3 separate regions of the Mus musculus genome follow, and regions 2 and 3 are each linked to region 1. A link is a loop called in an ENCODE intact Hi-C map of the cell type or tissue named here. Cell type or tissue: left cerebral cortex. All regions are shown on one strand. Each heading gives the region's core, and the rest is flanking DNA. Links, peaks and the distances in the headings are about the cores only. Region 1 holds the start of Gm30005 (a long non-coding RNA gene). Region 2 has its middle 9.8 kb from the start of Gm30081. Region 3 overlaps Galnt2 (polypeptide N-acetylgalactosaminyltransferase 2).

Evidence for each region. Peaks named below come from ENCODE experiments on the same cell type or tissue, not always from the same donor. Only the 100,000 strongest peaks of a DNase experiment are listed, where the experiment ranks them.
Region 2: it touches region 1 in a loop (2.4-fold over the local background); 2 of 42 quality-filtered maps call a loop at or near these places.
Region 3: it touches region 1 in a loop (9-fold over the local background); 2 of 42 quality-filtered maps call a loop at or near these places.

Annotation. Positions count from the first base shown.
Region 1 is chr8:124,078,796-124,089,227 of GRCm38, forward strand. It overlaps Gm30005 (a long non-coding RNA gene), which reads right to left and starts at 9,808. Exons shown (of 6, transcript XR_879340.1): 1 at 9,624-9,808; 2 at 5,678-5,777; 3 at 1,646-2,265; 4 at 1-414. In left cerebral cortex, for the core only: a CTCF peak has its summit at 4,989 (motif pointing right); DNase peaks (open chromatin) are centred at 1,856, 2,292 and 3,999.
Region 2 is chr8:124,157,528-124,167,959 of GRCm38, forward strand. It overlaps the pseudogene Gm3889. Among named protein-coding and RNA genes, the nearest start is that of Gm30081, 9.8 kb to the left of the region's middle. In left cerebral cortex, for the core only: no CTCF peak of the experiment used is centred there; a DNase peak (open chromatin) is centred at 4,345.
Region 3 is chr8:124,287,221-124,297,652 of GRCm38, forward strand. It overlaps Galnt2 (polypeptide N-acetylgalactosaminyltransferase 2), which reads left to right. Exons shown (of 16, transcript NM_139272.2): 2 at 8,138-8,231. Among named protein-coding and RNA genes, the nearest start is that of Galnt2, 61 kb to the left of the region's middle. In left cerebral cortex, for the core only: a CTCF peak has its summit at 4,277; DNase peaks (open chromatin) are centred at 2,605, 3,781, 5,950 and 7,032; H3K27ac peaks cover 2,765 bases.

The DNA of each region.
Region 1 (10,432 bases), core at 1,260-9,259:
TGGGCTTCCAGGCCAGCAAGTCGATTGTGAGCTCAAGATTCAGTGGGACTCTATCTCAAAAGTAAGGGGGAAAACAGTTGAAGATACTCTCTCTCCACACACACACACACACACACACACACACACACACACACACACACACATGGATGACATAGACCTGAAATACCTGGAGAGGCATGGGTGAAAAAACAGTCTCTCACGTGTTGGCTTACTTCCTGTCCAGTTCTGAAGGTTTTACATTTTCATTCCGTCCACTCAGGAAGTTCCCTGAAATGCCTTTGCTCTGGTTCTCGGAGGCAGAACATTTCTGGGTTTTTCTTTAGTACATCTTAGCAAATCCTTCTTGGTCCTTTGATGGGGTTGTGTGGGAGGGTGCCTCCTGCCAGCTTCCTTCCTTCCGAGCAGCCCAGTCACCTGTGACAGATGGACACACAGCAATAGAAGCTAAAGCTGCAGAATAATAAAAGCTCATGAAAAATAAATGTCTCCTGAGAAGCAGGCGTCTTCAGAGCGGCCCTCTCCGTCACACCAGCAGACAGCATGCTTAATTTGCAAATGGTAGTTCCCAGGACAGTCCCTCTTAATTTCCATCTAGGAGCATTCTTTCTCCCTTTTTGAACATGCAGCATAAAGGGTTTACTGTACATAGGAGGGAGAGGAGATCTGCAGACACGGAGTGCCCTTTGGATGTCAACTTCTGTAGGAGCTAAATTATTAGAAGGTCGGCAGGAAGGGTTTAGATTACAACCTCTACCCTTTATTCCTCCAGGAACAAGAGTTCCTCCCTGGAAAGAATCACTTTCCACTGATCGACCCATTATACAGCTATTTAACTGATAAGACCATCAATGACTGGGAAAGTTGGGATGTTGCATGTTCAGAGCCTAATTGCAACTTATTTTGGGCTATCTCTAGCCCCGTAAGCAGCCATTCCTTGTCTACTTCTGTGACATCTTGGACTGTATAAAGTTAGTAGATGTCTAGCTTCCCCCAACCCAGAGGGCTAAGTGTGTTCTCAGACAGCATCCAAGGCCACAGCAGCGATCTTCCAGCTTGGCTTAGCCAGTTTATCTAAAGTTCCCACCGGTGGATTTAAAAAGAGTATAGATTTATGACTTTTCTATGTTGACACAAGGTCTTGCTATATAGCTCAGGATGGCTTTGAACTTGAAGCAATCCTCCTGTGTCTACCTCCTGAGTGCTAGGATGACAGACACATGCCACCATATTTGATTTAGCGTCCCCATTTAAATCCCAAGGACAAAGGAAGCTTGTCACCACCAGCTAAAGAATAGTAATGAAAATGGGGTGCTCCCTGCCCAGTGGATTCGTGTCACCTGCAGCCATTTTCCCACGTTCCACCCCAGCGCGTGTCCACTGTTCACCACTTAGGATCCTGCAGGGGACCCCAGGGAACCCCAGGGGACAGAACAGCAATCAGAAGGAATACAGTTCCTGGCTCTGTGGGGCACGGAGACAGGGCCTGCACTGAGCAGCCAAGGGCCCATCCTATGGGAAGAGGAGGGTGGGAGATGCTGAGCATTCCCAGGGTGGAAGCAAATGAGAGATGGTTTCAGGGACCATGTGGCCTACACAGTAGACAAGGACCCTGGCTCCTGTGAGCCTGCAGATCCAGCTGTGCTACCTTTCTGGTGTGGAATCCAGATGTTTTGCCGCTTGCTCAAAAAGCCTGGGACCTCTCTCTCCCAAGCAGAGCGAAGAGCAGAGTATTTAGCCCTGGAGCAGGCCCGGGAAGCAGGGCAGAAAGGACTGAAGTGTCAGAGCCGGAGCTGCTGGTAAGTCCTAGCCATGTGATCTTCTGTTCAGGATCGCACTCCAGTCTCTCTCGCCAAGCAGACATAGATAAAATTATGTCCTTGCCAACAGCAAGGACACGTGCGGGCTTGCCCTCGCATTGTCCCGTAATGCACACAGTCGCCCTTCTCAGGTTCACTGCATCTATCGTCAGTGTCCTGCAGGACACTAATGCTATCACATCTGTGGAGCCCCAGAGCTTGCCCTCTGCCTGCCTGGCTTGTGTGGGAAGTGCTGCTGGTGAGGGCGAAGACAATTTCCTTCCCGTGAAACCACCCCCAAGGTGCCTGGTGATAATTACTCTGCTGCCCACCACAGCGCCAAGTCTTGAGGCTCAGAGGCACAGTGAGGTGCGCACGGAGTCCACCACAGCAGTGTATGCGGGGGCCAGGCTTGCCTCCTTGACTCGGTGCATCTTTTCCATCGGTTGGGATTTTGAGCACGAAGTCACTGAGATGAGAGAGAGAAAGAGAGTGGGTTATGCTGCAGTAATTGGAATGAAGGCACAGCTGTGACCTCTGAATCATGGAATGTGTGATTGCTTCATTGGGGCTGCTACTGCTTCAGGAAGCATAAATACCTGACTGGGACTGCCTGGCTGCTTCTGCTAAGAGCTACTGAGCTCCCCCCAACCCCCAGAATTGAAGAGTGGGCCTTCACCTTTCCAGATGTCTACAGGCCACTGGAATGGGTGCTTTAGGGAAACTGTTGTCTTCTGTCAGGACCCCACCTACAGGGGCCACTAAAGGTTTATTTTGTTGTTGTCCTTTTGTTTGGTTGGTTTTTTTTTTTTTTGCCCCTGGTGAGTCTCAGGTGTTAGCAGAGGACTTAAGTCCTGTTTTCTCTGCTGGCAGTTCTGTCCTAGGGCCTCTCAGGGAGCAGAAAAGAGTCCACTTGGTTCCATCTCCAGAACACAGAACTTTGCCCTGCCTTCACGATCACCAGTCTCTGCAGAAGAAAAGATGTATTGGAGAGGCACCCAGGGCACTCTCTTGGACAAAAGAGCAGCACCAGGCACCATGCATCCATGGGGGTTCAAGAAGGAAGGGGGGGGGCTGGAGAGATTGCTTAGCGGTTAAGAGCGCCAACTGCTCTTCCAAAGGTTCTGAGTTCAAATCCAGCAACCACATGGTGGCTCACAACCATCTGTAACGAAATCTGATGCTCTCTTCTGGTGTGTCTGAAGACAGCTACAGTGTACTTACATATAATAAATAAAGTAAATTAAGTAAATAAATGAGTAAATAAATATTTTTTAAAAAAAAAAAGGAAGAGGAAGCTCCCCCAGAGCCTAGTCACTCAACAAGAGACTAAGCAGATGTCTGTCTGTCTGTCTGTCTCACTCACACACACACACACACACACACACACACACACACACTGTGCTTGTGCAACTTTTCTGGGGAGATGTGAACAAATGCTTATTTACCCCCAGATTGTGGCATTGACCTTATAGGCCAAAGAACCAGTTTTACCTAAATCTGGCTATGGGAACCAGTGAGTTTATTGCGGTGACTTAACAAGAACATGTGTGACTCAGGTGCATCACTGAAAAGTCCCGTCCCAGCATGGGAGATGACTTCCTGAGAGCCGTACAGATAGGGACTCACCAGTTAACCTTCCACCCTTCATACTTTCTAGAACTTCTTGACAACCCATGCAGGGCGTGGGTGGGAGTGAGGCACAGATCTAGGTAGCTAGAATCTTAAGCAGGTCCAATGACCCTCCCTACTCTCCCCTACTATAACAGAATGTTAACAGACCCAACCTATCAGGACCTCCTGAGTGTGGGTAATCACTATGAATTTAATAGCAGACATAGCCATTGCCATCTTGTTCCTGAACGGTAGAGTCCCCCAAAACTCACACGGGATACACACACATCACACTTACACTCAGCCAGGAGTCTGTGTAATCAACATGACTTACAATATGTGACAGGACATGTTCATAGACTCCTCCTACACAGTGACCTACACTGTCTTGGGTTTCTACTGCTGTGATAAAACACTACAGCCAAAAGCACCTTGGAGAGAAGAGCTGAAGCAGATACCACTGGAGGGATGACGCCTACTGGCTTATTTCTCATGGCTGGCTCAGCCTGCCTTCTCATACAGCGCAGGGTTGCCTACTCAGAGTTGGTATCACCCACTGTGAGCAGGGCCCTCCCACATCAACCATTTATCAAGACAACATCCCACAGCCTTGCTTACAGGCCAATCTCACAGAGGCGTTTCCTTAATTAAGATTCACTCTTCCCCAGATATGTCTAGGCTTGTGTCAGCGTGACAAAACCCAACCAGCACACACAGTCACCCACTCAGCCGCACATACATCGTCACAACAGGAGCCATAGCCAGAAGGACCCTCAAGGCTGCTCAGCGGCTCTGCTGCGGCTGACAAGCAGCCTGGCCCTGTCTGAGGATGGATGGCTGCCTGGAGACCTCTTGGAGGCCAAACCCTGAGCATTCTCCCCAAGAAGCATTAGTGTCTGTGATGGTTTGTGGTAGTTTGAATGAGAATGGTCTCTGTTCCCAGTTGGTAGAAGTTCTTGGGAAGGATTAGGGGTGTGGCCTTCTTGGAGGGGGTGTGGTCTTGTTGGAGGAGGCATGCCACTAGGGCCAGGTTTTGAGGTTTCCAAAGCCCGCATCATTCCCAGTTAGTTTTCCGCCTCATGCTTGTGGATCAGGCGTAAGCTCCAGTGTCTGCCCGCTGCCATGTTCCCTGCTCTGCTCCATGCCGTGATGGTCATGAACTCTAACCCTCTGGAATGGTGAGTCTTAAATTAAATGCTTTCTTTGTAAGTCACCTCAGTCATGGTGTTTGTCATAGAAGTAGAAAAGTGACTAAGATATGGTTAATACTGATTGTCACACCGACAAAAGACAAGGCATCTGCATATGCCTGTGACAGGTTTTTGATTAAGCTCATTAAAGAGAGATGGCCCAACCTAGATGTAGACAGTACCATCCGATGAGCTGAGGTCCTAAACTGAGTAAAAAGGAGAATAAAAAGGGGAGAAGACGGATAGAGACCTGCTGAGCTCCATGCCGCTCGGAGCAGGTGGAAAAGATACCCCACGGTCCTGCCCACTGCCATGCCACACTCGTAGGCTGTAAACACCTAGCAGTCCACTAGCAGCCAGGCCACGCAGACAAGGTTACCCAGAGGCCTGCCAGCCACAGAGCCTGCCTGCAGGAGGAGCCACCACAATGTGTGAGTATGCGGTGGTCAGATGGAAGAGAAAGAGAAGTGAGGCAGTTTGAGCACTGTGAAAATGGATGGAGCTGGAGGCCTGAGGATGGAGAGGAATAGCCTGCTGTGAGGAGCCAGTCCTGCTGCTACCTGGGGCCATGGAGAGGTCTAAGCCTGAGCTTCCAGCTCTGGAAGAAGAGCTGCTCTCAGCTTGGCAAAGGTCAGTATAAAAGGCAAGTGACTGGAGGCAGGTTTCCTTCTAAGCAGAACTCTCTCGGCCCTTGGAAGGTCTGTCAGTGTTTAAAGTCAAGCAAAGAAAGTGACGGTAGAATGGCCTGAAAAACCAAGAGGCGTTGCTGGTCGGCGTCTGGTGGGAAGATAGTTGAGGTCTGGGGATAATTTAGTAGCTGTGGGCCCCAGGCTGCCTGACTGTATAAAGATTGCCTTGTCTAGAAAAAATAAGGACCTTCTACATAGGCCTGGTGGCCATGGGGTGTACCAAAAGGTGTTCCCTGATGTGACCCAGGCCTTGGGCAGCTCAGACTGCTGCAACAAAGCCACCGAAGGCCGGGTGGTTGGTGGACAGCACATACTCCTTCCCTGACATTCTAGAGGCTGAAAGGCCAAGATAGCAGTCAAGCTCCGGTGTGGACCACTGTCTGCTTACCTTGCTATCACCTGGTCAGTGTGCAGGCACCTGTGCCCAGGGGGCTCCAGCTCATTCTCTGGTCATCTCCCACAAGCCCCATCTCTCAGTACAGTCACACCTGGGGATGAAGTTTAAACAGGAGTTGGGAAAGGGACTGAAACATTCAACGCCTGACACTGGCATCTTTAAAACCATCCAAGAGTTTTGTTTTTTGTTTTTTGTTTTTTGTTTTGGTTTGGTTGTTTTTCTTTTGTTTTGATTTTTTTTGTTGTTGTTGTTTTTTCTTTTTTTCAAGACAGGGTTTCTCTGTGTAGCCCTGGCTATCCTGGAATTCACTTTGTAGACCAGACTGGCCTCGAACTCGGAAATCCGCCTGCCTCTGCCTCCCGGGTGCTGGGATTAAAGGCGTGCACCACCACTGCCCAGCCATCCAAGAGTTTTATCAGCTTGGGAAAGAGTGTCAGATGATCAGACAATGGCTTGAACTTGTAAAATATTTGAGCAGCACATTTACCTGAGACACGGCGACAAATATGTCTGCTGTTTACAGACTCAGCAGAGCTGTTTGCAAGGGCTCTGTGTGCATGGGACATTATAGAAACTGTGCCTGTGGCATCCAGCAGGGCAGAGACAGTAAGAGGGGCTCTGCTGTAATTACTGCTGGAGTCTGCCCGCCTGAACAGCTTTCTATCTATAGGTCACAGCTTCTGTGCCCTTCCACACATGTACCGTGCTAATGTTTTACATGTATTTTTTACTTTAACCCAGCAGCCTTCAGGGAAAGGACCCAGTGGAACATCTACTTTGAGGATGGAGAAGATAAACTCAGAGAACCACTGAGGTACCCCAAGTCAGTAGCCATTACCAAAGGGTAATGGTCTCAAAGGGTAGAGTATGATAGAGGTACCGTGACTCCAGGCTTAACAGACTTACCCACTCCATCTGTTTTGGCTGGAACTACAGCTATTTTGAAGTTGAAAAAACTGTAAGTAGACTGGCTTCTATTTATTGGGCTCAAAGCTGTGAACCTTTTTGGGAGTTAGCATCTTTCCAGTGGTAACTCTAAGGACCTGTATGTAGATATAGACAGATGCTAGAGTTGACACGGTGGGCCCAGCTGCCTGAAGTCAGCTCTCTTAGATTCAAGTGTTGGGCTCTGCCAGGCTAATGGATTGTTGCTGCCCAGGTAGCTCTCAGAGCCAAGGCCATGTCCTTACCAAGTCTGACCTGGAGCCAGCCTGTTGGCCAGAGGACATAGAGCAAGTCACATTGAGTCCACGGTCTGCAGTCCCCTGCTCTGAAGAATCATCTCAACTGTGTGACAAATTCAGGAATTTCCCAGCTGGGCTCCTCCCACTCCTGCTTTGACAGTGGTTCAGGTCTGAGACTTCTGTGGTCGTGGTTGGGGCCCAGACAACAGCCTGTACCTCCGGAGGCAGGCCAGGCTGCTTTCACACTGTCTCCAGGTGGAGAATGGTGAAGAATGCTACACACTTTTTTTTTTTTTTTTTTTTTTTTTTTTTTTTTTTTTGCAGTAGCAATGCCAATGGTTGTTTCTTTGTAGCGAGTTCTGCTCCAGGCAGTGGGTCAGGGGTTCCTGCTTCTGTTGGTCTATTTATGTCATCACGATGTAGCTACTTTCCTTACTGGGTCAGGGGAAGAAGATAAAGCAAATGGAAAGACACTGAAACATCCCAGAGCCACTCACCTGCACTGAACTGTGGCACCTGTGGTCAGCTTTTCCTTCTTCTTCCTTCCTTCTCTGTTACCGGTTCCTCTCTCCTCCTCCTCCTCCTCCTCCTCCTCCTCCTCCTCCTCCTCCTCCTCCTCCTTCTCCTTCTCAAGGATCTTGCTATTTAGCCCGACTGGCCTTGAATCCCCATCCTCCTGTCTCCTCTTTCATTTTCTCTCAATCTTTCTTTCTGTTTCTTTCTCTCTCATGTCAGGTTTAATTAGAGACTTGGAGCCACTAAGTGGCCTGGCTGTATGGTTTTCTGATTCGGTGTGAGGTGAACCAAGGCCCTCTTCCTGAGGCGTGTGAAGCCACAGACATCACCTGGCCATGCCGGATCAGTGTAAGTCACCTTAGGAGTTGCACAAAACTTCTCTGTGGAGCAAGTGGACCCTGCCACTAGACAGAAGAACTGGAATGGTCGAGTGAGCCCAAACCCTGTGAATCTCAGACTTGAAAACGGTAGACATGGGGCTAGCTCCCTGCCTAACTCTACCTGCTCTGGAACTGATAACCACACCCTACTGAGAGGACCATGACAATCAGTCAAGTTCAGTCTAACATGAAAACCTGGAGTTCTTCATGCTAATGAGGTATCTAGATAGGACCAGAGTGTTTAGCCAATGAGCTTCCCTTCCTGGGCATTTCTTCCCACAAAAGGTTTATGTAATCCCTGGTTCACCCTGAGTAAGGTGTATGCATTCACATTTGCCATCGAATAAAGCAGTTTGGACAAGCAAAGCCCTTCTCTTCATCAAGGACCTCCACAGGGGAGGCCAGCCATACAGAGCCCCGCCTAAATCTCCCGGAGAAGGTCTCTCTCCCAGCCCCTCCGTACTCTCCAGACTCACTCAGAACCAAACCAGGTTCTGCCTCCATCTTGGGCTTTGCCGCCTTCCCTTTCCTGCCTGCACTGGGGATCCCTGTTCCCCGACTCCCAGTGGTACCCTGGCGGCTCTGGGTACACAGGAGATAGGGAACAGGGATCTGCAACACCCATCCCAGATTCTGGGGCTGAAGACCTGCATTACCGACTGTGTTCTGCCTCCCCTGAGCAGTGGAGAGGCTCTGGGCACCCCATCGGGGGCAGGGGCAGGACACAGCCCAGGACTCCTCCAGCAGCCTTCACACTCCCTGAGGACCTCCTTGTGGCCTAAGGGACTATGGAGATACTTCAGGAAAGGCCACCTAGGAGAGGTGGCTTAGGAAGTCACCACAGTCACCACCTACCCACTCCCAAATCCTTCCTGCCACCAGATCTCAGGGCTCAATAGTGGCCACGGTCTGTATATGAGCAGGGGTTGTGTTGTGGCAGGGACTCTCTTTCTCCAACATTCCACCTTGTCGTATCAAGTCTGTGTCCTGGAAAGGTCAAACACCATGTGACTTAGAACCTTAAATAACAGTGGTTCATAGGTCACCTGGGTCCCTATTTGGGTCAGACTCTACTGACCAAATAAAGGACCCGAGTTCCATTTGTCTTTTTCTGTAGTGCTGGGACTTGAACCCACAACCTTGTGCTCATAGGCACACACTATCACTGGGCTACACCTCAGGCTTTCAATTTTTTTAAACCAGGAACTCAGGCTCCAGAGTCCTGATGAGAGACCCAGGCTCTGGTGTCTTGATTTGTCCCTCCTGCCTGCCCTTCACACTGGGACAGCCTCTGAGCCTAGATGGCCCTAAGCTGAGATATCACACACTGTCTAGAATTCAGGTATTGTCGACACCTGAGCTCTGGGTAGGCTGGAAAATGAGGTTTATCTTGTGCTGGGCCGCATCAGGGATTCTGATACTGAAGAAGGAAATCAAGATGTGGGGCTTCCAGGGTACACGGCCAAGGCCCCCTCTGTCCTCAGGCCTGATGCTTAGCAGAAGGACCCTGTCTCCTGACCCTGACAGCTTCAGCCAGGGACTGTTCTTCAGCTTGAAGCACGGTTTGCCTTGAGGTCACCCAGGTTGCTTAAAGAGGCCGCTCCCAGAATAACAATGCTTTCCTACAGACAAAGGGGAGCCATGCCGAGCACAGCTTCAGCTGTGGGAACAGTTTCACCTTCACTTTCTGAGCACAACACCTGCTGTGAAGGAGGGATGAAGCCCAGCTGTTTCTACTGAGGACAGGCCCCTGGCTGGAGCCTTGCCCGCTCTCCCTCACTTCCTTTCTGGTCGGTCTGTAGGTTCCCAGGCATCTCCACCACGCTCTTGGGCTTGCTCAGGCCCATCTGGACTCACCCTTCCAGTTCTGGGCCTTTTTCTCTGGTGAACAGTCAAGCTGAGACAGGAGGCGTGACCCAGACAGAGGCCAATGGGACGTCGGTCTCTCCCCAGGTAAACTGAATGTGGCTCTAAAATCAACAGGCCCACAGGGTAGAGATCCAAAGCAAAGGGAGTTCTCGTGACAGACTGTGCGGTTGGTAGGCAATACAGTCTGTGTGTGACAGAGCCTTTCCCTGGAATCACAGAGGCTCACTTTACCTGATGAACTGAGGGCGGGGCTCAACCTCACCATTGACTTGATTTTTCTTTGTGATGGGAGGAGTTGATTCCCTAATCCCCTTGGGATTTTTTTTTTTTTTGAATTTATTTTACTTTATGTGTATGGTACGAGTGTTTTACCATGTGTGTTCCTCATGCCTGCTGAGGTCAGAACCGGGAGCCTGATCCCCTAAAACTAGAGTTATTGATGATTGTGAACCCTCATGTGGATGCTGAGAATTGAACCCAGGTCCTCTGTAAGAACAACTAGTGAAGGGCTTTTATTCACTGAGCCATCCCTCCCCCGCCCCCTTGGGATTCTTAGAAGCAAGGGATGAAAACTGTGCCCTGGTTTGTTGCAGGTAAGAAAGGCGTGACAGTTGGCACTAGGGATCTTGCCAGGAGAGCCATTCTTCAGGAAAAGGGACTTTCTTCAGGCCTTTGGGGGCAGCAAGTCTTAGCCTTGGCTATGAATATGTAAATCTCCCGAGATGCAGTCAGGCTATTGCTCTCTTCTAGGCACTGCACCTCCCTGGGGCTTCTGGACTTCCTATCTACTTCGTTTG
Region 2 (10,432 bases), core at 1,317-9,316, 79 kb after region 1:
GTGTTCAGGATCCACAAATTAAAATATAAAAGAAGGCTGAAATGCAGTAATCTAAATCAGATTTGAAAATAAAGTTTCTCATGGGGTGACTAGCCCTGAGGTGAAAATTACTTCCTTTTTCTATTTTCCTGACCTTTGATATGGTTCAGTAAACTCTTTTTTTTTTTTTTTTAGGACAATGCAGTAGTCCTTAAAAGGGTCGCTAGTGCTCAGGATGGCAGAGATGGGTGTTCTCCTTCCAATCTTGCTATCACGGTGACGTTTTCGGTGTTATGTCACTGTCCTGCTCATTGTTTGACACAGTGGAACCTCCTCCCTTGCTTTTAACTGTGCACACAGCAGCCAGGACCCAGCCAGCTAAGTCAGGATGACACAGAGACCTGCCTATGACAGTGGAAGGCCCAACTGGCCCAACAAAGGAGGGGTAGGCTGAAATGGCAGCTACTTTGGCTTTGTCGTGTGTGTAAGCTCTTCTGTTGCTTGCTGGTGGTTTTTTTGGTTTTTTTGTTTGTTTGTTTCATCACATGGGCAAAACAACAAAAAGAATTTCCTACAAGAAAAACAGGCCGCACATTTCCATCCCTCAAGACAGCAGAAGACAAACGTAATGTACACAAACTCAACATCGGTGTTTGCAAGGCTCAAACTGCTGAGCTCCTGGAACCCAGGACATTCAAATCAGTCTACGGGCCTGGATGTCTACCCAGGAAGCTCATATTGCTTTAAGAGAACCCGTAAGCCGCCAGTGTGATGGGTGGCAGGAGATGCATTTAAGTAGCAAGATTTTCATTTAGGCCTGACAACCGGTCTGTTAATTTAATTTTGCTGTCTGCAGTCCCCAGCTTTCCCAGTTACATTTGTAAAGGCAAAACATTGGAGGTTGTGTGGCTCGACAGAAGGGAAATTCTCAAACAGATAAACGATGCCAGTGTCTAGTGGTGCCACCCAATCCTTCAAGCAGAAGATAATTGAAGAAGCCACTGTGGTGAATTTTTCCATGGGCTTCACATATATTTTTTTTTCAAGCAAAGCATCTGGGAAGTTCTCTCTGATGGGGATGAGGCTGATGGCCTTATTGTAAATGCGATTACAAATTCAGTTAAAAGTGTAACATCAGCCGGGCAGTGGTGACACACGCCTTTAATCCCAGCACTTGGGAGGCAGAGGCAGGCAGATTTCTGAGTTCGAGGCCAGCCTGGTCTACAAAATGAGTTCCAGGACAGCCAGGGCTACACAGAGAAACCCTGTCTTGAAAAAACAAACAAACAAACAAACAAACAAAACAAAATAAAAGTGTAACATCAGAAATGGAGTGTTTTGTTCAGTTTCTGATTTTCGCTGAAATGTCTAACCAAGCCCACACACATGCTAGGCACGCGCTCTACCGCTAAGCCACACCCCAGCTTTTTATTTTGAAGTAATGATGTGAATAAGCATACCAAACTGACAAGGCATACAGCATCGACTTAGAAGTAACATCCCCACTAAGAAGCCAACAGAAACTACATTTGGCTCTGGTTTTGGTTCATGCATATTGAGTAATTAGATTTTTTTAAGCTATGGTTTTTCTGCCAGTCAAACAGCAATAATCAGCATCAAGACTTTAAGTATCAGAATCGACTATACAATGTAACGTTTAAGTATCAGAATCGACTATACAATGTAACGTTTAAGTATCAGAATCGACTATACAATGTAACGTTTAAGTATCAGAATCGACTATACAATGTAATGTTTAAGTATCAGAATCGACTATACAATGTAATGTTTAAGTATCAGAATCGACTATACAATGTAACGTTTAAGTATCAGAATCGACTATACAATGTAATGTTTAAGTATCAGAATCGACTATACAATGTAACGTTTAAGTATCAGAATCGACTATACAATGTAATGTTTAAGTATCAGAATCGACTATACAATGTAATGTTTAAGTATCAGAATCGACTATACAATGTAACGTTTCTGGGGTCCCTAGCTTAGCAGCTAGGACTGTGTCCTGCTCAGTGTGTGTTTCTGTTCTCTGCAAGAACAGGAGTAGAGTTCCCAGGCCCCACATACAGCAGCTCACACCACCTGTCACTCTAGCTCCAGGGGAATCTGATGACCTTTTGTGGGCTCTTCAGGCAACTACACAGATGTGGCATACACACAGAGATGCTAACACATATATTAAGAAAGAAAGAAAAAGAAAAAAGCTCACCTGCAGAGTCATTGCCCACCTCCATCTACAGGACACTGCAACCTGGAGCTGCAGGCCCCTCACACTTTTGGGGGTCATACCCTAATGACCTCTCCACTTCCCTGGGTAGTCTCTGAGCCACCCAGGGCTGATCTTGTATGGAACCAGTCCTTTGATTGAAGCCACATTCCTCTGCTGTAAGACGGTCACCTCTGCTGTGAGAAGGTCTCTCCACTGGAGCGGATTTTCTTTTGTCTCTGGGTGACTTAAATCTCCATCTAATTTTTTTGTGTTGCTCCCCAGGTTTTGTTTTATGGTGGGGTTGCCCTCCTGGCACGTCTCATCTTTTCTGAGACAGAAATAGCCACTTCAGGCCTTTAATAGCTGGGCTTTTCAATGGTCATGCTTGGCTGGGTGGGCCTGAAAGTGAGCACTGCCACTCAACATTGGCAGATGAGCTCGTGTGCGGGCAACATCATCACAGCCCAGGCCAGGTGAAGGCTCTGAACAGAGTGTGTCACGCAGAGTGCCAGCTTGAGGAGCAACAAAGTGTATGACTTCACACTCACTCTGCCGGTTGCCTACAGGACACTTGGGCCATAATGGTGGTATCCCTCGTGTTGGGCTTCCTGGCTATATTTGTTACCACGATGAGCATGAAGTGCATGCTTTCTCTGTGGGAGAAGACGAAGTGACGAAGGCCCACTTAGTGGAGACTGGAGGCATCGTTTTCATGGCGGTAGGTCTTGCTGCCTTGGTAGCATGTTCCTGGGTTGGTCGTGGGATTGTCACAGACTTTTATAACCCTCTGATGCCTGTGACTGTCAAGGATGAGTTTGGTCCTGCCATCTATATCGGTTTTGCGAGGTCTTCTCTGGTCTTCCTGGGAGGTTTGCTGCTCCCTGGCTCCTGACCTGGCATTGAAAGCACTCCACTCCTACCCTACGTCCGAATCTGCCAAGGAATATGTGTGAGCTGGGGTGCTCAGGCTGTAAGCAGAGTGTGGGCGGAAGGCCCCCTGCTCACTCCATCCCTGAACACCATGTACAGTTCTCTGGTGGGGTGGGGTGGGGGTGGGGGCTGGGAGAAGAAGACAAAGGCTGAGGAGAGTGTGTTCTTCGTGCACCAACGAAAATTAAGTTTTAGAGAAAAGTTAATCTTTTAAAATGTAATGATTGGAAGCTGATACAGATACAAAATCTTTCAGCAGGACAATGTGGACTTTCTCTATTGGCCAACACTGATCATATACTAAAAATATAGAGTTAACCAATGCATTCAATAATGATATGGAAGTCTTGTAAGAAAATCCTCTAAATTTGGGAAAGGATTTTTTTTTTGTAAATCCACATAAATCTTTAATCCTGAGAATCAGTGCATGCAACACATACACACTCACACACACTCATACACACATACATACACACTCACACACACACACATACAAATATACTCACACACACTCATACACACATACATATACACTCACACACACTCATACACACATACATATACACTCACACATACACACACACTCATACACACATACATATACACTCACATACACTCACACACACATACTTATATACTCACATACACTCACACACACATGCATACACATACACACACACACACACACTCACACACATACATATACACTCACACACTCACACACATACATATACACTCACACACATACATATACACTCACATACACTTACACACTCACACATACACACACACACACACACACACACACACACACACACATTTTCTTTTAGAATTTTTAGCACTTCCAGGGAATTGAATGCATTCAAAGAAAGACTTGCAAATAAGGAAAAAAACAAATTTATCTCTCCACTGAAGTGAAGAAAGCATGAAATAAAATGAAAAGGGCAGTGCGCAAGCGTTAGTCTGGAAGCTCTGCTAAGTGGGCTTTGGAATATTCTGAGTCTTGGTATCACACTCCAAATTTAGCCAATGTTATTTTACTGGAATCGTGTAAAATTGAGAAAGGTTATGCTTTTTGTAACATCGAAATTTGGTGAAACACTTTTGAGTAGAGGTAACTTACTTGGCAGCTTTTGTCTTCAAAGAGTCTGTTGAAGGAAGACACTGTGAACAGGCAGTCCCTGTGTGGATATTTAAGCTGAAATGTTTCTGTACTCTGCAGCAGAGCTGGTCCTCCATGTGGCACAGTGCAGTCTGAGTCATCCTGTACCCAGGGACTGTGTGGGGAAGATTTTCTTATGTGACCCGTTATAGACATGTGACAGTTGACATGTGGGCCCTGGGGTCAATTCCTTGCATAAGAAATAAATGTCGATAGAAGAAATACCAAAGACAGCAACGATTTCAAACAAAACTGCAGAGGCAGGTTTGAAGATCAGAGACAGTTCTGTAAAAACATGCAATATAGGAAGACCACACAGAAGAAAGCCCCCGAATGCCTTTAGGAGAGTGATGGTGTATACAGATCTCTCTACATCATAGATATAATAAGCTGGTCTACATACATGAATGTGTAACAGTAATGACTATCATCATTTTATATTCTTTCTTTCTTTCTTTCTTTCTTTCTTTCTTTCTTTCTTTTTTTTTTTTTTTTTGGTTTTTCGAGACAGGGTTTCTCTGTGTAGCCCTGGCTGTCCTGGAACTCACTCTGTAGATGTAGACCAGTCTGGCCTCCAACTCAGAAATCTGCCTGCCTCTGCCTCCCAAGTGCTGGGATTAAAGGCGTGCACCACCATGCTTGGCTTTTTTTTTTATTATATTATTATATTATTTCTAAAACTCTAATCAGCATAAAGAAGTGCTTCTGAAACTTGACTTCAGTGTGCCTAGATGTCTGCTCTTCTTAAAGAAAACTTCCTTGTTAAAGTTCTATAGACAGCAGGAAGTTGCAGATCCATTGGTAGACAGATCACTCCTCAGCCAGTAATCACTAATTTTAAAGTAGTGACTGTATTGATTACATTTCCTGTTGCTGAGTCAAAATCCCAGACAAAAGCAGCTTAAGGAAGGAAGGAAGGAAGGAAGGAAGGAAGGAAGGAAGGAAGGAAGGAAGAAGGGTTTATCTTGGCTTACAGTTCTCGAGTGCAGTGCATCATGGGGGAAGGTATAGCTGCAGGAGCCTGGGGCCACTGGTCACAGTCAGAAAGCCAAGGGGGGGGCGGTGGCTGGTGCTTAGCTCACTGTCTCCTTTTTGCAATCTGAGACTCCAGACTATGGATGGTGCTCCCCATTGTTTTTTTGTTTTGTTTCGTTTTGTTTTTTGGTTTTTCAAGAGAGGGTTTCTCTGTGTAGCCCTGGCTGTCCTGGAACTCACTCTGTAGACCAGGCTGGCCTCCAACTCAGAAATTTGTCTGTCTCTGCCTCTCAAGTGCTGGGATTAAAGGCGTGCGCCACCACGCCCAGCGGTGCTCCCCATTGTTACAGTGGGTCATCCCTCCTCAGTTAACCTAAACTGGAGACCCCTGTACATATACATCTAGTTGTATCTCCTGGGTGATTTTAATTCATGCCAATGATTTAGTAAAGATTAACCATCATAAAGGCTGGGGAATATGATTCACTGGGAATGAGAGCTCTCTCTAAAGCATGCAGATGTGAACGCAAATCTCCAGCATCAGCGTAAGAAGCATGGCATGGCTGTATGTATCTATAAACCCATCCAGCACTGGGAAGCAGAGAAAGGCAGATCCTGAGAGCTTGCTGGCCAGCCAGCCTCGCCCAAATGGCCGGCTTCCAACACATAGCACAAGACCCTGTCTCAAGGAAATACTGTGGAAAGCAGAACAAGAAGACATACAGTGACCTGCTCTGGCTTCCACACTCTCACATGGATGTAACACACATACACACACACACACACACACACACATCAATCGCATATCCCAATGACTTAAAACCAATTTTAATAATTGTGATTTACTCTCACAATCATATGGACTTAGCAGGTATGTGGTAATGTGTCCTTTTATCTATCCCTCTGCCCTCGTGGGCACTTCTACTCTTGGCCTCTGACATGCTCTGGCATGCTGAGCTCTCTGCCAGCTCGGTCTTCTGCACATGAGCCGCTTACTGCAGTTGTTCAGGGCAAGCCCAGCCAGCCTCATGGTATGGAATACTCAGCTTTATTCGTGTCTCTTTCTGGGTTTCTGGGAGCTCTTGCTCTCTTGCCTTCTTGCTCCCGCTCTGTCCCCTTCCTCCTTCCCCACTCTCTTTCCACATGCTCTTGGGGGCCTCCCCCTCCCCCTCCCCCTCCTCCTCCTCCTTCTTCTTCCTTCTCTCTCTCTCTCTCTCTCTCTCTCTCTCTCTCTCTTTCTCTCCCTCCCTCCCTCTCTCCCTTTCTCTGCCTCTACAACCCTCTTGACTCCCCTCCCCATGCCCTGAATAAACTTTATGCTATATTAAAAAAATTGTTTTCTGGGAGATTCATGGGGTTCGATAGCTCATCGTTCATTCATAATTTATTCATTTATCACTCCCCCACATGCAGACGAAAAGGGTACTAGGGAAACTGAGGCAGAGAGAGTCCCATGGTTGGGAAACTCCAGGCAGAGTGGGGTAGGGTAGCTCACGCTGACACTTTCTCCTCTGCCCACCTCATCCTGCTGGCTGCTTCTTCTTGTTCCCTGCAGGGCTGAGCCTCGGTCCATTGATGCCTCTTCTAAGACAACACAGTGTCAACTCCAGATGCTGAGAAGCTGGTGTGGCCACCAGGTATCATCTTGTCTACCTGTGGTTTGGTGGTACCACCTCTCCTAACCTGGAGTGTTGATTTCCACAGCCCAGAGAGGCACAGAAGCATGGGAGACTCCCTTCTCCCTTCACAGTGCATTTGCTGGCTGCTTTGGGCACATTGTAAACAAAGCCACACTCTTTCTTCATCTATACACACAGCACTGTTCCCAACCTTGCCACCCACAATGCAGCACCAGACATGCGATCTTCTTCTACCCAAACTGAGGCTTCTCTGTCTTCATTGAAGACCTGAAGTGCTGTTTCCTGAGTCTGCTTTGGTTCCTGTGGCCTCTTCCCAGAAGGCTGCTGTTCTGCTGCTATTCCATGCTAGTCAATAGCATTGTGGGAAACATGCAAAATCTTGCAGAGCTAGCCACTAAAAATGTAAATTAAATGCATTTTTAAAATGTGTGTTAGGAATTTTAAGAGAACAAGGAAAAGGAAATGGGGATGGATAGACTAGAGGCAAACCAGACCCAATGCCAACTCTGGTTATCCGACCAGAAGAGGTGCTACAGACAGGGCTGGCAAACAGGGGGAGTGTGCTGTAACTTCATGTTCAGAGAAACTGGGCCCTGTGGCCCCCACATGCATTCTCACCCATGAGAAGGAGCAGGGGGTGATAATGGGTGTGCATTGCCAGAAGCAGGTACAGCCCTACATGTGCACTGACCTGCGTTCCCTTTGGATAATTCCCAGGGCTACAGAGCAGCCTCAGGCCAGGCCAGGGCCTGCTGTTCTGATGCACTGATTCCCTATGGAACAGCACATAAACAGCTGGACCGGCAGCTGAGAAGACAACAGTAACCTAAACTCAACCCCAAGTGCAAACTCAACCCAAGTCCAATTGTGGTCCTGAATTCAAGCCCAAACTCAAGCTCAAGGACATGGGCAAGTTATAGTGGGAGGCCACCCCAGGCTCTGCAGCACCCCAGGATCTGCTGCTTGGTTCCATTTCTTTCTTCATGCTCCGTGACTGAAAGCTATTTTAAAGAACTCCTCTCCCTCCGATGTTATGGAGCATCTTCTTAAATGTCACTAGAGCTCTGCCCAGCCATTCTCTAAGCCTGTATCCCCTGTTAAGAGCAATGTTGAACAGCCAGCGTTTTACACTTCCGTGAAAGGAAACCGAGGCAGAGTTTAAGCGCTACACCCAAGGAGAAACAGCTGATACACGGAGAAGCCTGGGTGTGTTTCAGGTGGGCTCACTTCTCAGCCCTTGCCCCGGATCCCATGTGTGTGAGAGGACAGATGTCACCAGACAGACAGTTAACGGACTCCAGGATCTCCAGGAGAGTGTAATAAATGAGCAAATTAAAGCTACAGTAGAGACGGTGTGGACCACTTTGTACCATAGGATGCTCTGAAAAGCTGAAGAGGGAGCACATGCTTGACAGAGCGTGAGCAGAAGATGCCATGGCCCAAGGGTCTCGGAAAGCAAGATAGGGGAGCTTTAGCATAAAATACAAAAACGGAGATGAGAAGACACAGCCGGACAAAGAGGAGGATCCGCTTTGTACATACAAGAAAGAGATGCGACCAAGGTGTGATAGTTCATCTTCATGGTCAACCTGGCAGGATGTACAGTCACCGTGGAAACACATCTCTGGGTGTGTCTGCGAGGGGACAATGTGAGTGTGTGTGGGGGGGGGGCACCCTATGCTCGAAGAGTCTGAACTGAATAAAAAAGAGAAGGCAGAGCCGGAGAGATGGTTCAGTAGGGAGAAGCATGGATCATGCGAACCCGGTGACTTCAGTTTAATCCCTGGAACCCATCCAGCAGTGAAGGAGGGAACCAGTCCTGCCGAGTTAGGCTCTGACCTCCATATGCGTGCCATGGCCATGTGCCTGTGTACAGGAATATCACACACACTCTAGCAACAAGAGAGGGTGTGAGCTGGGCACCAGCACATCACAATCACACACACTAGCAATGAGACAGACAGAGAGGAGAGAGAGAGAGAGAGAGAGAGAGAGAGAGAGCAAGCGAGCTGGGCGCCAGCATTGTGTGCTTCCTTAGTGCAGATGTGATGTGACACGCTGCCTCACACTCTTGTCTTCCTCGCTGTGTTGGACTCTTAAAGTTGTGAGTCAACGTAAATCCGTTATTCCTTACGGTGTTTTTGTCTGGCGTTTTGTCACAGCCACAGCAGCAATAGTAACAAATGCACAACTTTAAGACCATTTGCTTTGGTCTGGATGTGACATATAACTCTGCCTACAGGATTGAATTCTGTATTCGTCAGTAAGTCCACAGCTGCAAAGCCCTTTTGTTAGTGGAAGTCCTGAACATGGGTGTACCATTCTCACCGCAGTGTGCTGTCTGCCTGTTCTCACCACCTGATGGGCACTACAAGACAAATTTGGGCTCAGCCAACATCCACAAGAACAGATTGTTTGCACCACTTCATCAAGCACCCTTCATGGCCCCAATGCTCGCTCCTTACAGTCTGAATCGCTATAATACCCAAGCCATTTTTTTAGAATAAAGTCTTAAATTAATTAATGAATTAATTGTGTGTCTCTGTGTGCCTGAGGGTGTCTGTGTCTATATGAGTGTGAGTGTCTGTTTGTCTGTGTCTGTGTGTTTGTGAGTGCCTCTGTGTGTGTATCTGAGAGTGTGTGTGTAAGTGTCTCTGTATGTGTATCTGTGTGTGCATGTGTCTGAGGGTATGTGTGTCTGTATAAGTATGTGTGTGAGTATCTTTTGTGTGTGTATGTGTCTGTGTATGAGGATGTGTATATTTGTGTGTATGAATGTCTGTGTATGTGTGTGCGTGTCTATGTGTGTCTATCTGTGTGCATGTGTCTGAGGGTATGTGTGTCTGTGTAAGTATGTGTGTGAGTATCTTTTGTGTGTGTATGTGTCTGTGTATGAGGATGTGTATATTTGTGTGTATGAATGTCTGTGTGTGTGAGTGTGTGTATCTGTGTGTGTCTCTCTGTGTATATGTGTCTGAGGGTGTGTGTGTCTGTGTGAGTGTGTGTGTCTGTTTGTGTGTATCTGTGTGTGTGTCTGAGGGTGTGTATGTCTGTGTGAGTGTGTGTACTGTGTGCATGTCTGGGTACTGCTAGCTGTGAGTGTGTGTCTGTGTCTGTGTGTGTCTGTAAGTGTGTTTGAGTTTCTGTGTGTGTGTGTGTGTGTGTGTGTGTGTGTGTGTGTGTGTGTTGCCAGTGGCAATACAAAACAACTTTCAGGAGTAGATTTTCTTCTTCTGCCTTGTCGAGTCAGGGTCTTTCTGGTTTTTGCTGCTGTACTGTGTGTATCAGGCTTCTGGCTACTCTCCTGTCTTCACCTTTTGTCTCACTGTGGAGTTGGGATTACAAATGTGGACGTGCACTTGACTTTTTAACATGGAATTTGCTGATCAGACTTCTTCCCTGCCCACTCAGAAGGAAATAAAGAAATAATTTCCTCCTTTTCTTTCACTGAACAAGACATGATGTCATGTTGAGAGCCTTGCTGGGGCTTCAGAAACACCTCCATCTAAAACTCTGGCT
Region 3 (10,432 bases), core at 1,404-9,403, 210 kb after region 1:
TGACCTGAGCAGGGCACTAAGGCCCCACACGGGGGCTGTTGCCCTGAGCTGTCACCCGAGAGTTGCTCTTCTCTGGTGACCTTGGCTTCTCATTTCTGAGGCCGAAATGCTCAGTGCTTCCTGGAGCTCACTAGAAGCATCAGGAAAAGGCAGGAATCCGGAGTTCAGTGAGCCCAAGGCCGATGAGAATTTCCCTGCTTACTTCAGGTCTCTCTTTAGCTCTTGCTTCGCCTTCTTCCTGCCGTCTGAAGAAGCCCTTCAGGATGTAATCTGGTTAGATTGAGATCCACCAGACTTTCCTAATGGGGGGAGGAGGAAGCCACTCTGCTTCTTGATTGGTCCCTGAGGGCCACATCCAGGGTATGGGGTACTGTGATTTCAGGATGCCACTGTATCCAGTGTCTATGTGGTTCCCACTAGGTAGACTGTTATGTGATGTGATGAGCTTATGATCACATGTGGAGTGTGGCCAAACGTATCAGTCATTCTGAAGAGAAACAGTGAGGTCACCTACCTACCTACAAGCAGGCAGCCTCCCTCTCCTCCAGAACAGCAACGCACTGGAGGGGGCATAGCCAGCTTGCCTGGCTCTTGGTAGGATCCTCATGCCTGCCTCTGGAAAGGGCATAACCTTCCTTGACATGGGGGAGGCTGAGTGGATGTCTCTGGAAGCCAGTGGTCACCCACCAGGTGCCCGGTGTGTCCCAGGACCACCACTACCATCCTGATGGGTCTCCCTCACCTCTGTGCCACAGGAAGGAGTGTTCCTCTTAGTGTTGGGTTTCTACTTGATATTACTGCCACGTGGTCTATTTTAGACATAGTACCCGGAGGTTGTCGAAGTCTTAAGTGATGCCCACTAGCCTTTATCTGCATTTGGTAGCAAGGCAGCTAGCTCTGGGAAGGTGTCAAGTTAGCCAGGACCACACATCGCAGCTAGACTCTGGCAGCTCAAGGTAGAATGTTGGGAGTCTCTGGCCTCTTTCTTCTAGTGTGGTCACATGAGAGATGGCATCTACACATAAGGACTTTTGTCAGCCTCCATGTGCACCCACTCTCCTGGGTCCCCCATAAGTACAGAATAGTGCAGCACCCAGATCCAGGGCTACTGGCTCAAGCTGTGTAGATGGCATCAGCCTTTGTTTCAGAGAGGTTTGATGGTCTAGGACCTGCCTATACTTGAGGAGCAGCTGGAGTTGTCTGTCACTGTGCCCACGAGGCCATAGCCAGCTTCTCACCCAGGGAGGGAGGGAGGGCAGAAAAACTGTGGCCATTTCTAACCCAGTGCAGTCCATTGCTCCAAACCAGTATTCTTCATGACACATACCAGGATGTAGTAGTGCCAGACGTCAGATCATGGATAGGAGGCTCCTGGCTTCATTTGAGCAGTAGCATGTGGACCTGTGGCTTTGGCTCCCTAGGTTTTGTCGACATTCTGCCACTTCCTTTGAATGTGTCATACCCCCCCCAACCCCCGTGTCAACCTAGATGAAAACATGATTCCTGAGACTCTGGGCATGGGGTGGGAACTTGAGTTTATTGCAAAGTGAGTCCCATGTAGGGAATCACCCCTGGTGTCTCATGAGGATCAAGCATGGTGTGTGATCACCACAGAGGTGGCTTTTAAGACAGGTGGGAATAGGTCCAAAGTTCTGAAAATCATGAGAGGGGATGGCCAGGACCCTGTGCTGTCTGAGCAGCTGGGGACCAGCCAGCATGTGCTAGAGGGTGACCATGTATCTGGTCAGCTAGTCTGTCCCAGGACTGTTCCTGGGAGGCAGAGAGAGCTGGCACCCTCCCCCAGACAGCCACAGTTTCACTGAGGTATACAGTGTTTGCCCTCAATTCTGTGATCTGGGTCTCAGTTTTCTTCTCTTTGGAATGGGATGCTGGTATTGCTTCACAGATGTGGTAAAGATCACACACAGACTACAGGGCACCTGAGAGCTTGACAGCCCCAGAAGGTGGGATGTCCACAGGAAGCATCTGCTTCAGGAAGGCAGTGCCAACTGTCTCACCGAAATGCAGATGTGGCGTCTGGTGGGAGCATCTGGCTTTCTGTGCACATGTCCAGCCTCCTATGAAAACATCATGGGCTGATGTTCTCCTAACAGTCCAGCCGTGGCTGTGTGTGCTCACGGGGCATCGGTGCCCATGGTCCCCTGACGCTTAGTCCAGCAGTGTGCTCATGCTAATAGCTATATTCTCGCAAGGCTACTTTGGCTTCTCCTTGGCCAGTTTTTGTTTTTTTTTTTAAAGAAAATAGATTTAGTATGAAAAGTGGTGTTTACCAAAAAGACATAGAGACAGACCCAGCATTGCTCAAGTCTAGACTGCAGGGGTGTCTCTGGGTACTCACCTGAATTCCTGGGGACCTTTGGAGTCTGGCCTATTGTGTGGACTACACCTGAGGAGTAGACCAGACCTACAGCATTTCTGCAAATAGCTCTCTAGCCAGGCACAGTTGGCAACCGTAGGCCAGGCCTGGCCAGATCGTCTGCTGCATCAGTGATGCTGAGAGCCATGTAGATTTATGATTCTACCCATAACATATTTGTGCTGGGTTTAAAAATTATTCATGAGAATAATTTAAGAACATGAAAGAGTTGGAGAAGTGGAAACAGCACCCAGCACTCTCAGCCAGCATGAGCTTCCCCGTGTCTCGTTCCAGGCTGGTCCATATGGATGGGTATTTTTAGATAGTTGTTTTATTGTGTACATAAAATTTGGTCTCCTGCTTAACATAAGCATTTTGCATATTTGATGTGGTCTTTATCATTATAATTTTTAACGAATGCATAATATCCTCTTAAGGGGCTGTAACATAAATTAACTGCTTAGTGGAGACTATTTTAAGTTTCTTCTCTACTTGTATAAGTAATACTGTAGTATTTACGCATAGAATGTGTTCCTTATTTGGCATTAGTTCATTGTGAAAACTCTCCAGAAGCCCTTGGGTAGATGTGGGAGGGGGAGTGAAGCCCAATCTCAGGGCCTAGAAAGAGCTGCGGGTTGGGGTTCTGATCACTCTCCTCAGGGACTTGCAAACACTGAGCAGGGTAGCCTTGTCAGGATGGTTGGCACTCTGGGGAGGCCAGTCTTTGGATCAGGTGTGATAGATCCACCTCCTATTGTTACATTGTAGCAACCACCTTTTCATCTTGCCTTCCTCATCAGGAAAATGAGGCCAGCAAAAGCACAAACGCATTGTGAACGAAGACTGTGTTAAGTAAAAGGCAGACCAGATGGGGAGGTAGCAGATTAGGCTGTGCTATTTGGGGCTCCTTCATCTGGGACCCCAACTGGAAGATGCTGGTTCTGCTCCAGGACCTGTGTTGGGCTGGCCCCTCTGCTCCCCTGATCCAGATACACTGATGGGGAAAGCCCTGGATGCACTGAAGAAGGTGTCTTCTGAAGGGCCACCAGGGTCCATGGTGGCTACATGGGACCTGATCATCCAAGATACAGTGGATCTGTTTGTGAGTGTTTGAGGCTGACATGGACAGACAAACTTCTGGTAGTGAATAGGGCAGGAAGCAGCATGGTGTGAATAGGCTATGGCCACACCAGCCAGGGAGACCCCATCTCCTGCTCTGTTGCTCTCTGCTGCACCCTCACCCTTGGCTGTACACTGTGAAGTGCTGTCTGACTGCCGAGCCTTTCCACCGCTTTCCTGTCATCTGTTCGGAAGTTTTACTTTATTTTAAAATGTGATCAACTGGTATGAGTCACAGGGAAAAGCATTTGCTAAAAACCACTCCCTTTCATGTGGAAGACATTTTCTAGTCAAGCTTTTGACATGCGTCACTTCTGTAATATGAGGGGATCTGCTTCGGCTGGAGCCAGAAGCCCAGCACAAGCAGAACTGGGGCCAAGAGAGGGCTGTTGGCACCACTGCACAAGCAGGATCTCCATTTATAGGCAGGGAATGGATGTGGATGCCATGCCCAGGTCACACCCAGCTCACCCACGGACTTCACCGATTTACCATGAGGCCCCTGCCTCAGCCTCCGAGAACAGGACCGGACCGAAAGCTGAATTGGTTCCCATGGCTCCCAGACACACCCAGGTGTGATGGCTCCTGAGGAGCGTATATTTGGGCTCAGAGTGTATAAGGCCACAGTCTCTAATCCCTGCCCTCAGGCTCCCGGGCTCCTAACATGTCACCTAGACCCTCCTTCCCCAGGAGATGCTCTTTAAGGTCACACACTCAGTCCACAGATCTGCCCAGACAAAGCCAGGCTGCAGCAAGGCACTGTGTAGTCAGAGACTCCTACTGGGAGCAAGATGGCATTGCACCAAGGCCCTGTGGCACCTCTGATCCTCCAGTAGTGCAGTCAAGAGTTGCCTGAGGTGACAGAGATCTTCCCTACTGAGTCTCAGGAGCCCTAGGGGACTGCTCCTGGTGGACTGGGTCTCTGGCAGCCATCACTCTTGTGTGTGGCTGAGAGCATTTGGACAGAATGCTTTTTGATGGTTGTGTGTGTGTGTGTGTGTGTGTGTGTGTGTGAGTGAAAGGTTCCATGGTGGAGCACCAGCTACAGTGCTCCAGAGGGTTGAGTGCTCCTGATACTGTCCCATGAGCACACATAGTGAAATAAAAGCACAGATGACCTTTGTCGTAGTGTGCCTGTGACTTGTGGTCAACGAGTGTATACAGAGCACATTAACTCACACCTCACTGAACCTTGATCTCCACAACCTGCTTGGTACAGTGAGCATCTCTGGGTAGAGCAGCCCTCTCAAGGCTGCCTGGGACCTCTCAGAACTGGGTTTTCATCTCCTCCCTTAACGGCTGACTCTCTGCATGGGCTGTGAAGTCTGTTGCGGGCTCCTCCTGTTCTTCAGGCGTGTCCCAGTGCCACCCCTGTAAGGTGAGGCAGGAAGATTTACTGCTTACCTCTGTGCACACGGTGTGCAAACAGCTTCCGAGGAGATCCATGGATCCGTGAGGCACACCTGTGGTGCCAAGCTGCCCCTCAGCAGCCAGTGATGGGGAGGAGCACCCCTCATCTTCAAGCCGTGCTCCCATCAGGCCTTGAGCTCACAAGTATAGCCCAGTTGCTCTCCGAGGCCGAGGGGTCAGTGTTGCTGAGGTCGAGTTGAGGAAACCTGTAATGTAGTGTGGTCCTCATGTGGGGGTTGGGGGCCTCTCCCAGACTGGGTGCCCCCTTCTCGGTGGATTAGAAGCACGTCGTCCGGTTGGGTGGGTGGTTTGGTGCGCTCCTTTGGGAGGTTTGTAAGAATTTTAGGAGATGATGAGGTATATCTCCACAGTGCAGGCCTGGGGGCTGTGACCCAGCCTTTCTGCCCTATGTCTGCTCCCCAGTCTGCTGTTCTCATCTCCCACGGCCACAGGCTGCCCCAGCCACACCTCTCCTGGGTGACGGGCCGTATCCGCTAAAACCGTGAGCCAGAGTCAGTCCTTTTCCCTTACGTGGCTGCTTGTTGGGTATTGGTCACAATAAGAGCAGCCAGCAGGGAAAATGAGGCTCTGACACAGTGAGCAGGAGGTGCCTTGCTCTGTCTGGTGAGCCCTGTCTACAGAGTCCTGTCATTTGGGGGAGCTCTGTCTGGGGGAACATGTGGGGTTTCTTCTGCTCCACCATGGTAGAACCACCTACTCCAAGGACTCAGAAATAGCCAGCAGTCCCTGCGTCCCTCTGGGTCCCTTGGTGGAAATACCTGGCTGTAAGAGGGTGGTCTGTAGCTGGGAGCTGTTCTGCTCCGCGAGCCTGGCTTTGGGCTGAGTGGTACCTTAGTGGGTTTGGGCGTCTGAGTTTTGAGATGAGCTCCAAGTCTGAGTAAGCCTCTTTCAGAATCTGGCGACCTGGCTTTTTATAAACGCAAGTGCTACTGTTCTGCTCAGCCCCGGTGATAATTACTGAACAGTCTCTAAATGACGCTGACAGGTGACATTGAGGAACCCGACATTCAGGAGTATTTTGGGGACTTGTTCTGTGCCTGACCATATGGTCTAGTAGCTAAAAGGATTTAACATCGACAAGATGTGTTTCAAAAGGGAAGATTTCAAACTGCCTGTTTATTTTCTCCCTTCTTCCAGAGGAGTATTTTTATGCCTGTTACAAACATGGCAGAAGCCATGTGTTTATTGCCTCCGCCCCACGAGCACAGACCTGTCACTAGGCAGACTCCGTCTTCCTTCCTCATAGCAGGAGAAGCACAGTGCCTGGTCCCCAGCCTGGACCCGTGGGCTCTGAGCACGGGGCTTCACCACCTGGAACATTAGGGCATTCTCAACAGGACTGCTGGTCTGGTCTAGATGGATTGCTAAGGTCTGTAGATGCAGGAGCCTCCAATCGATCACGGGATGGCGGGGCCGGTGAGAACGGAGCGTGTGAACAGCATTCTTAGATGTTCGCCACACACTTGAGGGCACCACACAAAGGGATTCGAGACAGTTCCTGGGACCACAGAGGACCTGGGGGTCTTGAATGCTACATGCTGCTGTGAAAGGCCACCAATGGCAGCCACGGGCTCACAGCAGCTCGCCTAGCCTCCCAGTTTTAAAGCCCAGTGAGTAGTGAGACCCTGTTATCACTGACCCTGCCTAGCACCCCAGACTCAGGCTCAGGTTGTGTGGGAAGAAATTTGTGTTGTGAGAGAAATGCTGAGTTGACCTGGCTATGTTGATTCTGTGACTGCCACAGACTAGGGCTCGATTGGAGCCACCAGCTCCGGAGACTACCTCAGCGTTCCGTCTCGTTCAAGGTGAAATAGCTGGTCCGGGAGCCAGAGTGTTTGAGAGGTCGAAAGCCCTGGTGTGTGTGTGTGTTTGGGAGTATTATTAGTCAGAAAATTTAACAAACCAGCTATGAAATAGAAGTGGGCTCTTAATTAAAAGATAGCACCGTGCAGCCTGCCGGGCCGGAGTGGGCTGTTTTAGTTTTTAGCATCATTCCCTCCGTTGCAAAGCCACCGTCTGCTGTGTTTATAGGGTCACTGTACAGTCATCACCAATGGTGGGTTGGAAGTTTATTTATAACGCAATAATCAGAAGAGCTGATTACAAGGATCGTTTTAGAATCTTCTGGCTGCGAGAAATTGTAAATAGGGTCCAGATGCGTGCTCAAACATTTGTCACTGCGTGGAGGCAGGAGCGCTGGGAGTCTGGGGAGGCTGAGACGCGTTGGCTAGGTGGTTTGGAGCAAGTGGGTCAGTGTCCATCGTTAGCATTCCCCCACCCCTCCCCCTCTGCACACTTCTCCCACCCACCCCTTTGTACACCCCTCCCATGATAAACCAGCCATATCACTATACTGCAGAAGCCAGGAGAGGAAGGAAAGGCTACAGAGAGAGGAGGCGCCGAGAACAGGATGGCTTCCCGTAAATGCAGATTATGGTCAGAGCAAGTGACACCAGGAGGAAATCTTTCTCTGATCCAGCACAGCACATAGCAAAGCACACACAGCCAGCCCAGTCCAGAGAGTTTGGCTACATGGAAAGCAGGCCGGGCCACCAGGGAAGGTGCCTACTGCCAGGATCCCCATCTGCAGGAAGTGGGCTTCCACAGGGCTGGGCCCATGGGAGGCCTCCTGTTTGGGTTATGCACAGAAACACTTTTCGTTCACAGCAATCGGATTTAAGTGGGCGGAACGTGCATTAAGTTGTGGGGCTGTGGGGCTGTTGTTTAGTTTGATTTAATGTTGATAAATGACAGCCGATTGCTTGCCCAGATGGGTGGGATAAATTCCACCAGAACTTATGTCTTGCTCTGCAGGCTGGCTCCACGGCAGTCCCCTGTGAGTTCCTGGTGTACCATCAGTAGGATTAATATGCCCTTTGACATATTAGAAGCTCAGAGGGCCCAGACCGTAGAGATTTCCCAGGAGCCCTGGTCCCATGACTCAGCCACTACGACAGTGCTGTGCTCAGCACATGGCTGCTGTGGTCCTCATTGGAGTCCTGCAGAGATTGTCCTGCACTGTCTCCCTAGAGCGTAGTCTAGACGTCTCTGGGTGATTATGAGGATTGCCCTACGGTGGGAGCACTCCCTGCTCTGCTCGCTGCTGAGGTCCCGGCGTGATGGTATCACAGAACCACTCTGAAGCAGAGAAGCTGTGAGAAGGTGAAGCCACAGAAACAGACGACTCACTCGGTGTCTTTGTTTCTCCAGGGTGACTGGAATGACATCGACTCCATTAAGAAGAAAGACCTTCACCACAGCAGAGGAGATGAGAAAGCACAGGGTGTGGAGACCCTCCCTCCAGGTACCGTGTCTGAACTGGGGCTGGGCTTCCGTGGACCTCCTAATTGTTAATGGTCTGAATATAGTGCCAGGGCGGTGGCTTAGGGCGGTGGCTTGGGGCAGAGAGAGAATGACTTATGCTTCTGGACACTGCCCTTTCCTGTCAGGACCTTGGTGTGTGGTCAGCAGAGTCTATCGAGAGAGAAACAGAGTAGAGGATAAATGACAAGGTCTGAGCTTACAGGTCATGAAAAAATTTCAAACTGACTTGATTTTTTTTCTTTTTCTGTTAAAGAGTTTTAGGTTCACAGCAAAGTTGGCAAAAGATCCAGAATGTTCACATGCCATGCATGTAGCTCCCACTGCCTGTCTGTATCTCACCACGGTGGGACACAGGAATGGGCTGTGAACTGCATTAAATCAGGGTCACCACCAGAGTCCACAGTGAGGATCATGCTTGGTGGTATGTAGATGCCAGTAGAGGCCAGAAGAAGGTATCAGGTCCCTTGGTTTTATAAGCCACAGGAAGTGGGACATGAGAGCTCAACCCCAGTCCTGTGTAAGAGCAACGTGCCCTCTTAACCACTGAGCCATCTCTCCAGCCTTAGCTGGCCAAGTTCTAGCACTGGATGACCATCCACTGCCTGGCTCTACCTCAGCTTATTTTTGCATTCACTTGCTGAATGGTGTCTTGGTTGCTTCTAAGTTTTGGCAGTTGCGAATAAAGTTAATATATAAATACTGATATTTCAAAACACAGCTTCTGTTCCAAAGGGAACTAGCAGTGGCTGATTCTAAACGAGTGACCCCAGCCTAGGAACATGGGTTGGGTGGTCCTTGATGACATTGTCTACCAGGGAAGAGATTCTGTGAGATTTTATAATTGTAGAAAAGAGAAACATCATGAGATAAGGCGTTCCCCCGCGCCACCATCAAGGACAGCTGGGAGACACGGCAGCAGAGCGGAATCTCCTAGGGTTTAGACAGGGAGTTTCAGATACAGGGATTGGAGACTGGCTGTGAGGAGACTAAAGGAGGGAGAGATGATGCTGACTAGACCTGAGATGTTTGTGTGTGGTCTCCTAGAATTTTATTTATGTCTAAGGCCCCTTTGAGTTAGTTTGTATGAAAGATGGGAGTTGCCTGTCTAGAGTCCTGAATTGATCTGGTTATGGGTGTCAGCTGTTGAAAGTTTACTCTTTTGCTGGGTGTTGGTGGTGCACACCTTTAATCCCTGTACTCAGGAGGCAGAATCAAGTTATTCTCTGAGTTCAAGGGCATCCAAAATGAAGGGAGGGAGGAAGGGAAATAGACAGACAGAAAGAAAGAGGCATGACACTGAGACCCTGGAGGAAAGGAAGAGGGCCTTCAGAGAGAGGAAGCTGCATCTTGCTGTTGTCTCCTTCAGTGCTGAGTCTGACGAGTCCGGAGCTTTGTATGCTTGGGTGGAGACTGTAGCCATGGGATTTATTAAACTGGATGCACAATGAAAAGACCTTTCTCCAGGTTCAGGAGAACCTGAATGTTTATGAGGATGTCTTAGCCGCAGGTCAGTTCCAGGTGCCATGAAAAGGAACACGGATGCGAGTGTGTCCTTATCAACTGGCTCACATCAGAGGCTAATGGGTGGATTTGACCGGCAGCAAGTGGAGTCCTGGCACTAGAACTCTGCTTGGGCCAGATGCTGAGAATAAACTGAAGCTTATTTATTTAAAGTTCCAGATGAGTTGCTGTGGACCAGTGGTTTTCAACCTTCCTAATGCCATGACCCACAACCATAAAATTATTTCATTGCTACTTCTTAACTATAATTTTGCTACTGTTACGAATTGTAATGTGAGTATCCGATATCCAAGATATCTGATATTTGACTCCAGGGAAAGGGTGGTTCAACCCCTGAGGGGGTCTCCACCCACAGGCTGAGAACCACTGCTCTAGATTCTAAAAGATGAAATTGTTTTTTGGAGGTTTTAATGTTAGTAAACTAGAGTTATTTTCCCCTCCATTTTACTTCCCATTCCTGCATTTCAAAGTTGCTTTCCCCCCTTTCAAGACTTGATGGTTAATAGAAACAATGTTTCAGACAGCAGGGATCCAGTGTGATACTTCAGGTTTTCCCTGAACACTTGCGTTTGTCATTAGAGATGTGTTTTTTCTAGGTATCAGGGATGCAATGTCCATACTTAAATGGGGTGACAAGGAGCTGGAGAGATAGCTCAGCCA